Linked DNA regions of Mus musculus: region 1 is linked to region 2. Evidence: chromatin loops called from intact Hi-C (ENCODE). Cell type or tissue: gastrocnemius. All regions are shown on one strand.

Evidence for each region. Peaks named below come from ENCODE experiments on the same cell type or tissue, not always from the same donor. Only the 100,000 strongest peaks of a DNase experiment are listed, where the experiment ranks them.
Region 1: it touches region 2 in a loop (2.4-fold over the local background); 5 of 42 quality-filtered maps call a loop at or near these places.

The regions. Positions count from the first base shown.
Region 1 is chr9:44,387,446-44,392,445 of GRCm38, reverse strand. Hyou1 (hypoxia up-regulated 1) reads right to left here. Exons shown (of 26, transcript NM_021395.4): 17 at 4,573-4,758; 18 at 4,268-4,440; 19 at 4,081-4,168; 20 at 3,842-3,964; 21 at 3,521-3,654; 22 at 3,324-3,408; 23 at 2,975-3,215; 24 at 2,819-2,869; 25 at 1,560-1,610; 26 at 77-1,457. The coding sequence ends at 1,396. Among named protein-coding and RNA genes, the nearest start is that of Gm26306, 6.0 kb to the left of the region's middle. In gastrocnemius, CTCF peaks have their summits at 785 (motif pointing right) and 2,915; DNase peaks (open chromatin) are centred at 797 and 2,944; H3K27ac peaks cover 759 bases.
Region 2 is chr9:44,246,706-44,251,705 of GRCm38, reverse strand. It overlaps Ccdc153 (coiled-coil domain containing 153), which reads right to left. Exons shown (of 7, transcript NM_001081369.2): 7 at 4,400-4,949. The coding sequence ends at 4,821. It overlaps Pdzd3 (PDZ domain containing 3), which reads left to right and starts at 242. Exons shown (of 11, transcript NM_133226.2): 1 at 242-266; 2 at 681-708; 3 at 850-923; 4 at 1,244-1,455; 5 at 1,674-1,863; 6 at 1,959-2,095; 7 at 2,267-2,471; 8 at 2,663-2,859; 9 at 2,944-3,150; 10 at 3,275-3,475; 11 at 3,690-4,394. The coding sequence starts at 251. The coding sequence ends at 3,719. In gastrocnemius, a CTCF peak has its summit at 2,023 (motif pointing left); DNase peaks (open chromatin) are centred at 1,086 and 2,020; H3K4me3 peaks cover 941 bases; H3K27ac peaks cover 1,358 bases.

The DNA of each region.
Region 1 (5,000 bases), 140 kb before region 2:
GGAAACCTGACTCATACACTACCTGTGTGAAAACACACAACAAACAGACAAACAAGGGAGGGAAGAAGCAAACACATACAACCTATAGAAAAGAATATTTTATTGAAACAGTTTCTCAATTAACAATGGAACAAAGTACAATTTGATTCAAACCTGTCCAACCAGCCTGAACTGCTAACTAAAGAACTCCAACACACAGGAGGGAACAGTGAAGGACCTATAGGCCCCTCTGCCAATGTGGCACAAAAAAAAAAAAAAAAAAAAAAAAAAGGCGGGGTGGGGGGTGGAAAGTAGGGTGAGAGGGTGAGGTTGGGGTAGAAAAGACAAAACGACTGACATCAGGTTTGCTTTGCCCCTGCACTGGGGTGGCCCTAGCTCCGGCTACAGGTGCAATACTGGAGGACAGGCACTCTAGGCATGGTTATAGCAGGCAAGGGCCTCTCCTTCCTAGCGAAGTACACTGTCAAGTTGAACCCTGACCCCTCGTCTTTACCCACAAAGCTTGCCTGAGAGTGAGGTGGCATTTTTACATTCACTCCATGGTCTCTCCGTCCCCCAGGGTCTTGGGAAAGGGGCTCACAGTAGATAGCACATTTTTGGTCAGCCCAGGGGGAAGGAGGAAAGAGCATGAAGGGGTAGGTGTCACAGGAACTGGGGCTGACAAGGATGTCGAGTGCCTGCAGTATACTTGCATCCTTGCCAGCCACTCTCCGGACCTGTACTGTCCTGGGTCCAACAACCCATTCAGGGCTACAGGGCTTTCCCTTCTTGCCTGCTCCCCGCTTACTCCAGCCACCAGGGGTCGCATGAACCATGAGAGCATATTTACTCTATAGACAGTCCAGATGAAAGTCTTTGGGCAAGAAGACCATAGTCCTGTCTGCACAGGGAAGGAAAGGACAGAAGAGCCAAGGAGGAAGGACAAGGGAAGAGAAGACACAGAAGAGAAAAGAGGCACTCAGAAACCAAGTGGGACTGAGGCTCTGTAGACACTGGCCCAAACAGGACACTGATTTTGTGGAAGAGGAAAAGATGAAAGGATGCTGTGAAGACTGGCCACTTTCCAGTGACCCATAACATCCTTCCCACTACCAGGTCTCCAACAACTACTGGCAGCCATTCTCTCACTTACCCACAGGCAAAGAATTAAGACATAATAGTGATTTTTCCCAAACACAGGGCCAGAGAGTAGGAGACCAGAGGGTGGGGCTGGGGACAGAACTAGAGCCGGTTTCACCCATAGAGCTACTCTAGGACTGAGCAGCCACCTCCTGTCCCAGCTGAGAGAAGGAACTTGAGCCCCTGAGGGACCAACCCCCACTCCAACCCTGATGTATAATAAATAGAGGTGGTAGGAGAAGGGGCTGGAGCCAAGTCGGAAGGCAGGAGCTGGGGTTATAGTTCATCGTTCTTTGAAGGCCGCTTCTGTCCTGCTGACTGCTCTTCCTGTTCAGGTCCTGTTGGAGGGGGAGGGGAGGAGAATAGCAGTGTAAGGCTCAACAGCCTCTTCTTTCCCTCCAACCCTAACAAGCTGCCAATGCCCCAGGCTCCTCTCTTACCAGCTCCAGGACCTCCTAATTCCAGAGGCTCCGAGTCTGCTGGTTCCGTACCTGCATTTTAGAAGGAAAAGGCCAGTCACTAAACAAGTGAGACCTACAAATCCAGTGGTACACATAGAAGATGTGTGAGCCACATCTGGGGTGTCTCCCTTTTTTCTTTTTTAAATTTTTATTTAATGTTTATGGGTGTTGTGCTTGCACATATGCCTGTGCACTATATATGTGCCTTGGGAGGCCAGAATAGGGAATCAGGTCCTCTGGAACTGGAGTTACAGACAGTTGTGAGCCATCAGCTACAAGCTGAAAACAGAAACTGACTTCACTGAAGAGGAGCCGGAACTCTTAAGCATTGAGTCATCTCTCCAGACCTTTCTCCCACAAATTTTTACATTTCTCTGGTCTAGGGCTATAGAAAGAAACAGTCAGAAAGAAAAGAAAGAAAGAAAGAAAGAAAGAAAGAAAGAAAGAAAGAAAGAAAGAAAAGGAAGGAAGAAAGAAAAAAAGAATATATAAGCCAGGTGTGGTAGTGTATGCCTTTATACCAGCCCTTGAGAGGCAGAGTCAGGTGAATCTATTGAGTTCAAGGCCAGCCTGGTCTACAAAGCAAGTTCCAGGTCAATCAGGATTACACACAGAGAAGCCCTATCTCAAAAAACAAAAACAAAACAACAACAAAAAAGTATATGTTTTGCCCATGCATGTGGAGGCCAGAGGTTGATGCAGGGTTTCTTCCTCGTTGCTTGCTTGCTTTCTTCCCCGCCCCCCCCCCCGCCCCGAGACAGGGTTTCTCTGTATAGCCCCAGCTGTCCTGGAACTCACTTTGTAGACAAGACCTGCCTCTGCCTCCCAAGTGCTGGGATTAAAGGTGTGCGCCATCACACCCGGCTCGTTGCTTACTTTCTTATATATTTGGGGAAGGTCTCTCACTTGAATCTGGAGTTGGTACTTCATCTAGATAAGCTAACACACCTGCTTTAGCCACCTTTCTCTTCCACCTGGCATAGTAAATGGGCAGCCTGGCTGCATGGCATTTACAAGGGTGCTGGGGATCTCAACTCTTAGCCTCACACTGTGCAATTAAGCACTTACCACTGAGCCATCTCCCCAGCCTGTCTTTGCCCTTGTTTTTTTTCCAAAGAAAACGCAATGCTTCTAAAAACTAAAGGCCACCACATTCACCGACCTGAAATAGAGCATACTTGCCAATTTGCCTGCCCCTAGACTAATGAAATGTCTCATTCCCCAGGTCCCCAACTCACCAGTCTCTTCTTTGTCAGGTTCTAAAATGGGTTTCGCCTCTTCAGTCTGGCCTAGAGGGAAACCAAAAGTTAGATGCAGTCCTACGAGAGAGAGGCAGGTGGCGCTCTGACTGCTCACAGGACCAATCGTTGCTCCAGCCAAGCATCTCTCCTCACCTGCAGGTGGAATGACCTTCTCCTCTTGGTCACCAGCACTGGCATTGAGGGGAGGTTCTGCCCGGGTGCCATTCTTGTCTTTGGGCCGTGGCCGTGGCTTGGTAAACTTGGCCTTATTGAGTAGATACTGTACCTCCCGGTCCAGGGCCATCATTTTGGCCTCAATGTCTTTTGAAAGCAGCACAGGCTTCTCTGTGGCAGGAAGCTTGGCTTGTTCGGCCAGAGTTGCATTCTTCCAGGCCTGGGGATGAAGCCAGAAGACTCAGAACTAGCCCTGGATGTGGCAGCTTCACTCTCATCATCCCAGGGTACCAGCTAAAGTGTCCAGTTACAAATGACAAGAGCTTACCCAGGTGTCATTGATGACTTTCTCTAATGTCGTCATCTCCACTTCAGTGAAGACCTGGTCCATCTCCGGGATGAGCCGGGCACCCCTAGGAGCCAAAGAGGAAAAGATCAGCCTAGGGCAGATGAGAAGCTGGCAGAAAGGAGAACCATGGTCTCAGCAGGACTACACAAAGAAGGAAGGGAGCAAAGAACACTCACTTGAGGAAAATGCTGGAATGGTTGAGGAGATTATCCAGAGCTGAAAGCCGCTCTGGCCATTTCCTGCGTTCTTCCACCCGAAAAAACAGCCCTTGGCACAGCTTTCTCAGCTCAGCCAGCTTGTCCTTCAGCATCTGACGGACATGAGGAGGAAGAGGAGGGCTGAAGTGCAGCAGGAGCATCCTGGACCCAGCCCTGCATCTTGCTTCATCCTGACACCCCAGCTCTTCTCACTCTGGCCCTGGAAGCGGGGGTGGGATGAGGGGCTGGGGACACGGGCAGCACTCCCATCTGCCTGCCACATCTCAGAAGGCTCCTCACCACAGTGGTGGCTCCAAATCCCTCATCCTCCAGCCAGGTAGAAGTGGCGCTGAGTTTCCCCGAGATCTCCTCCCGCTGTTCCTCAGTGGACACTTCCTGGTACTCAGGCTGGTACAGCTTGTCCTGTCAAGGACACCAATCCATGCAGGCAGCAGTCTTTGGGGCAAGGGTCAGAGCCACATGTCCCTAAGTGGAAGCTCTGGGGAGGCAGGGCATGCTTGCTGCCCTTGCCTGCTCACCTGGGTCTCAAAGATGAAAGCCTCCAAGCTGTTGGCAGCTTTCTCCCTCTCCTGCTTCTCTAGGTCGCGCAGGGTCAGTTCTTCAAGTCTGTGGGATGAGAAGGTAGGAAGAGGTGAGGCTGGAACTGGGGGCCTTCCAGGATCACCTTTCCACACCCGGCTCATCTTCCACACGGCCAGCACTTACTTCTGCACAGAACGGGCCAGCTCATCCTCTGGCAAGTCAGGCAGGTCCAAGACAGCCAGCTCCACACCTATCTCCTCCACCATTTTCTGCTTCCGGGCAGGTTTCGGCTTTTTGTCCTCCTCAGGAGCTGGAGCAGCACCCTCAGGCCCTGCTTGCCCCTTCTCATTGGGCTTCTGGTAGAAAGAGCAGTGATGTAATAAGGAAAACCATTAGCTGTCTCCTCCTCTAAAGGCATGAAGGAAGCGGCTTGCTTCCCCTCAGTGTCAGCCCGTGGACTCTACCCTCTTCCCCTGCAGGCAGCTCACCTGGGCCTCAGGCTTGTCCCCACTCTCTTTTTCATCAGGTTTCTCTCCCTCACGGGCTGCATCCCCCTTAGGCTCAGAGGGTGGAGGCTGAGAGGTCTCCTCTGCTGGGGGTTCAGCTTCTTCCTTGAGTTCCCCCTGCTCTGCAGGCTCATCCTTGCTCCCCTCAGCGGGGCTCTCCTCTTCCTCCTGGTAGACATTACAGGGACCCCAAAAGTTATATACATTGTTAGCTGAGCCTCTGACCATATCAGCTCCTCTGTTTGGAAAGGGAACACTGCTCAGCATAAAGCCTGGGTCAAGCAGATGACACTGGTAGGCACATGGGCTGTTGGGATTCCAGATACAGGAGAACAAAGGGAGGGCAGGTGGTAATGAAAACAAGCAGCCCTGGGTTCTGGTAGTGGCTCAAATCCACCGAAGCAGGAGCA
Region 2 (5,000 bases):
GACAGTAACCTGCTTTTTGTTGTGCATAAGAGCAACTGAGCGTCGTAAGAGGTAGGGCGCAAGACCTGGGGGCAGAAGGAACTTACACTCGCACTTTGCAGAGAATAAGTCCCATTGCTGTTAACCATTACCCCAATGCTTCCTTGCAGCGTCTTCAAGAAGGCGTGACTCGGGAGGGGGCAGGTGGGAGGGTCAGCTGGTTATAATGAACCTTGTCCCTACTCTTAAGTCCTGGGTCAGTGATCCAACTATGGAGGCAGCTGCAGGTAGGAAGTAAGGCGATATCCTTGAAAGGGGACTTTGGGGTGGCGGCAGAGGGGGCAGATTTGGAATCTCTGGGTCTAGAACACACTTGCTATCGGGGCTTGGAGCCCTATAGGAATAGGAATGAGGTGGGCTTATAGATCTATCTTCCTGGCCCACACCTTCTGCTGATAGGCTCAGATTTATGTTCCACAGTACTGGGGGAGGAAAATACAGGGGAGTCAGCACCCGTGTGTGTGTGTGTGTGTGTGTGTGTGTGTGTGTGTGTGTGTGTGTGTGTGTGTGTGTGAAGACAGAGAAGCAGAATGGAAAGGGGTTGGGTTTCTCCTAAACCTTTTTGGTTTTTTATCACGAGAGTCCCGTCTCTGGGTGGGGTGGGGAGTGTGTCTCTCCTCTCACTCTCCTTTGTCCCGCAGATCTTCGGGACACGGCCTTGTTAACTCTGTAAGTAGTCTGAGGGCTGGAGAAGAACAACTGAAGGGGGTGGGGGGGACGACTCTCAGCTGGCAGCAGCACCTAAAGTAGAATCTGGGACCCAAGTCCAGCTCCCAGCACCTCTTATTTGCCTCTCCTGCCTCCTTATAGGAAGTTTAAGTTTAATCCAAGGCTGGGCATTGACAATCCTGTCCTCTCCCTCGCTGAAGACCAGGACCAATCTGGTAACCCCCTCACCCTTGGCAACTGTTTCCTTTCCCTAGAGACACTAGGGTGCCACACAGCCTCCTATCTCCTTGGTAACTGCTAACTGCCTCCCTCTGATATCAGTAACTAAGCAGAAGTAGAGGGGGAAGACATCCCTTTGCTTTAGCCTCCCAGCCCACGCAGAGTTCATTCAGCTATAAAGCCCGCCCTCTCACTGGCTGGAAGCTGACCAGCGCTCTCACAGGAAAGCAGGGTCTGCCAGTCTTTTGATGCCCCTGTACCAGGGCTGTGCCCCCTCCTTCTTTTTTTTTTTTCTGCTACCTGTCTCCTCCTCCAGATCCCTGGAACCTGCACCGGCCTCGCTTTTGTCTGTTGAGCAAGGAGGAGGAAAAGACTTTTGGGTTCCATTTGCAGCAGCATCTAGGCAAGGCTGACCATGTGGTGTGCAGGGTCGATCCGGGCACCTCAGCCCAGCGCCAGGGTCTCCGGGAAGGAGATCGGATCCTAGCGGTGAACAATAATATTGTGGCACATGAGGACCACGCGGTGGTGAGGCTGGGCTGGGACTCCTCGTGGTACAAAAGAACATTCCATAGCACTTCATGGGCCAAGCCTCACTCTCCTCAGACCCCATGATTTGGAGGTACCTAGGGAGAAAGATTGAGTGAAGGCAACTACAGACGTGGGTTTCACAGTGAAAACGCACGTTCTAGGGGATCCTGGGATTTCAGAGGGCCAACCTTTTTCTCCTGTGTCCCCTTTTATAGGTAGTGCGCTACATCCGGGCCAGCGGTCCCCGGGTATTGCTGACAGTCTTGGCACAACACGTGCATGATGTGGCGCGTGTTCTGCAGGGGAGTGACGCTTTCCTCTGTCCTACCCTACCCTCGGGGGTCAGGCCCCGGTTGTGCCATGTAGTAAAAGATGAAGGCGGCTTTGGCTTCAGCGTCACCCACGGTGAGCTTAGGGCCTGCTATGGGTGGGCAGGGTTGGGGAGCTTAGCTTCGGTTCTAGGTAGGCAGCAGGCTGGGACTTACTTTTTCTGCCTTTAGGAAGTCGAGGTCCTTTCTGGTTGGTGCTCAGTGCAGGAGGAGCTGCTGAGAGGGCAGGGGTGCCCCCTGGAGCCAGGCTGCTGGAAGTGAATGGGGCCAGTGTGGAGAAGCTCACATACAACCAGCTCAATAGGAAGGTAGGGCTTCCTGCGGTGACTCCCTACATGAACTCTCCCTCCTTACCCTCTTCTTTTCCCTCTAGTTTGCATGAGGCTTGCCCTCATTCCGGGTCCCCGGGAGGAGCTAGATGCCTGCCTTTCTGTCCCACACAGATGTCCCATGCTTACATTCTTGCTCTGCCCTCACAGCTTTGGCAGAGTGGAGATCAGGTGACTCTGCTGGTGGCAGGGCTGGAGGTAGAGGAACAGTGTCACCAACTAGGAATGCCTCTTGCTGCACCCCTGGCAGAGGGCTGGGCATTGCCCGCCAAGCCCCGATGTCTAAACATAGAGAAAGGACCTGAAGGCTTTGGGTTCCTGCTCCGGGAGGAGAAGGGCCTGGATGGCCGACTTGGTGAGTGGCAGCTCTGGGGGTTGGTAGGAAGCTGGACGATAGGCTGGCCATACACATTCAATTGTGCTTCTCAGCATCCATGAGCGATGCCCCACAGCCCCCAGCGGCAGCTTTCCATGCACTGTAGAGTTAGTTCCTGGGAGAGCATGGGCGTGAGTCAGGGGAGAGCAGTGAAGATGTCTCTGTCCCAGGGCAGTTCTTGTGGGACGTGGATCCAGGACTACCAGCTGACAAGGCTGGGATGAAGGCTGGAGACCGCCTGGTGGCTGTGGCCGGGGAAAGCGTGGATGGGCTGGGCCATGAGGAAACAGTGTCTAGAATCCGGGCACAGGGCTCTTGTGTCTCTCTCATTGTCGTCGATCCTGAGGCTGACCGCTTCTTCAGCATGGTATGTGACTGGGTTGGGGAGAGGGCAGAAATGGAGCAGGGCTCAGGTGCCACAGGTTTTTCTCCCCCCACCGTACCTCCCCAGGTACGCCTGTCTCCCCTCCTCTTCTTGGAGAACACTGAGATTGCTGCTCCTCCTCTGGCAGAGACCAAGGATCTTCCGGTTGAAGACACAGTTGAGCCTTCTGGCCTTGCTGGCTCCTGCCAATGCTTCTTGTACCCGGGGCCTGGAGGTGGCTATGGATTCAGACTCTGCTGTGTGGCCAGTGGGCCTTGTCTTTTCATCTCCCAGGTGACTGATGCACCATGTGCCTTGGAATCTACCCATCATTCACCACCTACCTTTCTCTGCCCCCCAGTCTGCCCAGCCGTAGAACACCTAACCAATACTTTTGTGTATCCCCTTACACTGCCAGGTGACCCCAGGAGGCTCAGCTGCCCGGGCAGGGCTGCAAGTGGGAGATACAGTTTTGGAGGTGAACGGATATCCTGTGGGCGGAGACAGTGAACTGGACAGGCTTCAGCAACTGACTGAGGCTGAGCCACCCCTCTGCCTGAAGCTAGGAGCTAGGAATCCGCAGGGCTTAGAAGCCTGGATTTCCTTGGAGTCTGGAGAGGTGAAGTCAAAGAGACAAATGGAATTATGAGAAGGGCAGAGAGGAGGGCTAACGGGTCGAGCTGTGTGAGATGTGCAGGAGGGAACCGTTGGTCATAGGAGGTGGGGACAGAAGGATTGGAGGACAAAGTCCTATTCCTGAGCAGAGCATGTTGGGGCAGGAAAGTGAACTCTTCTGGTTTGAGACTGACTCCCCTTGTTCTCTCCGTATGTAGGACTGGACTCTGGCTTCAGAGTTGCTATAGGACATCCCTGTTCAGCCTAGCTTACCAGCATAGACTTGCCTAGTAGTTCTCCTGCCCTCGCTCTGCACCCTGAGGTGGAGGGAGCTGGGAACAATCTCTTGAAGTTGGAATTGGGAGCTGGAGGATTCAGAAACCACCAATCACAGGACTGCCAGGGACCTTCTCCTTTCTCATGAGCCTACCTCCAGCAGAGGGGTGTGGACAGAGACCGAAGGCGGGCTCCACAGGGAGCCTGAGACGCCACAGGATGCTATATGTGGACATTTTGGGGAGCTGTGCGCCAAAGATGCAGTTCTGCTCAAGAAGATGACGCTGTGGAGCCACCGAGGATTGAAGCCATGGAGAACATAGGTTAGATGTGGCTCTGTTGTCATCTGGCAGAAGGATTGATTGGAGGTGTATCTTCCTTCTACTGTGGATACCTTAGAGTCTTGGGAGCTGGTTCTTGGCTATTGTAATGTCCTGGTACAGCCTTTCCCAGCTGGCTGGTGAGATAGCTTAAAAGGTAAAGGTGCTGGCTTCTAAGCCTGGCAACCGGAGTTGACTCACCAGAACCACACGGTAGAAGAAGAGAACCAGCTCCTGGAATTTGCCCTCTGACCTCTTTGTGAGCACTTTAGTATACATACGCTACTGTCCAAATAAATAAGTAAATGTATGTATATGTATACAGACACACACACAGGATTTGTGTTTTATTGGTCAGGAAAAAAAACCAAGATTGGTTTGGTTTTTCAAGACAGGGTTTCTCTGTACAGCCCTGGCTATCCTGGAACTCACTGTAGACCAGGCTGGCCTTGAACTCAGAAATCCGCCCGCCTCTGCCTCCCAATTGTGTGAATTAAAGGTATGCACCGCCGTGCCCATTTAAGCCAAGATAGTTTAAAGGGACCAAAAGTACTCCAGGCTTAAGGGAATGGGATCTAGTTTCTGCAGGAAAGGGTTTAGAACATTGTCTACTTCTTACCACTCAGTGTTTAGGACAATGGGTCAACCCAGAACATAGATGTCCTCACTGCCAAAGGCCATAATCCATAGTTCTATTGAATTCTACATCAAGTTGCTTTATTGATAGGGCTTAGGGATTAGAGGCCAGCGGTTTCAAAGATCCAGGGGGTTGAGACCAAATTGCCGCAGTTGCTCCTTGAGTCTGGTGTGGAGTCTCAGCACATTTGCATCCCAGTGAGGCTTGACCACTCTCAGCTTGGCCAGTAGACAGTCCAGGTTGTCCTGTGAACACCCAGCTTTCAGCTTCCAGGGAGGGAGGGGACAGTGAAGGTT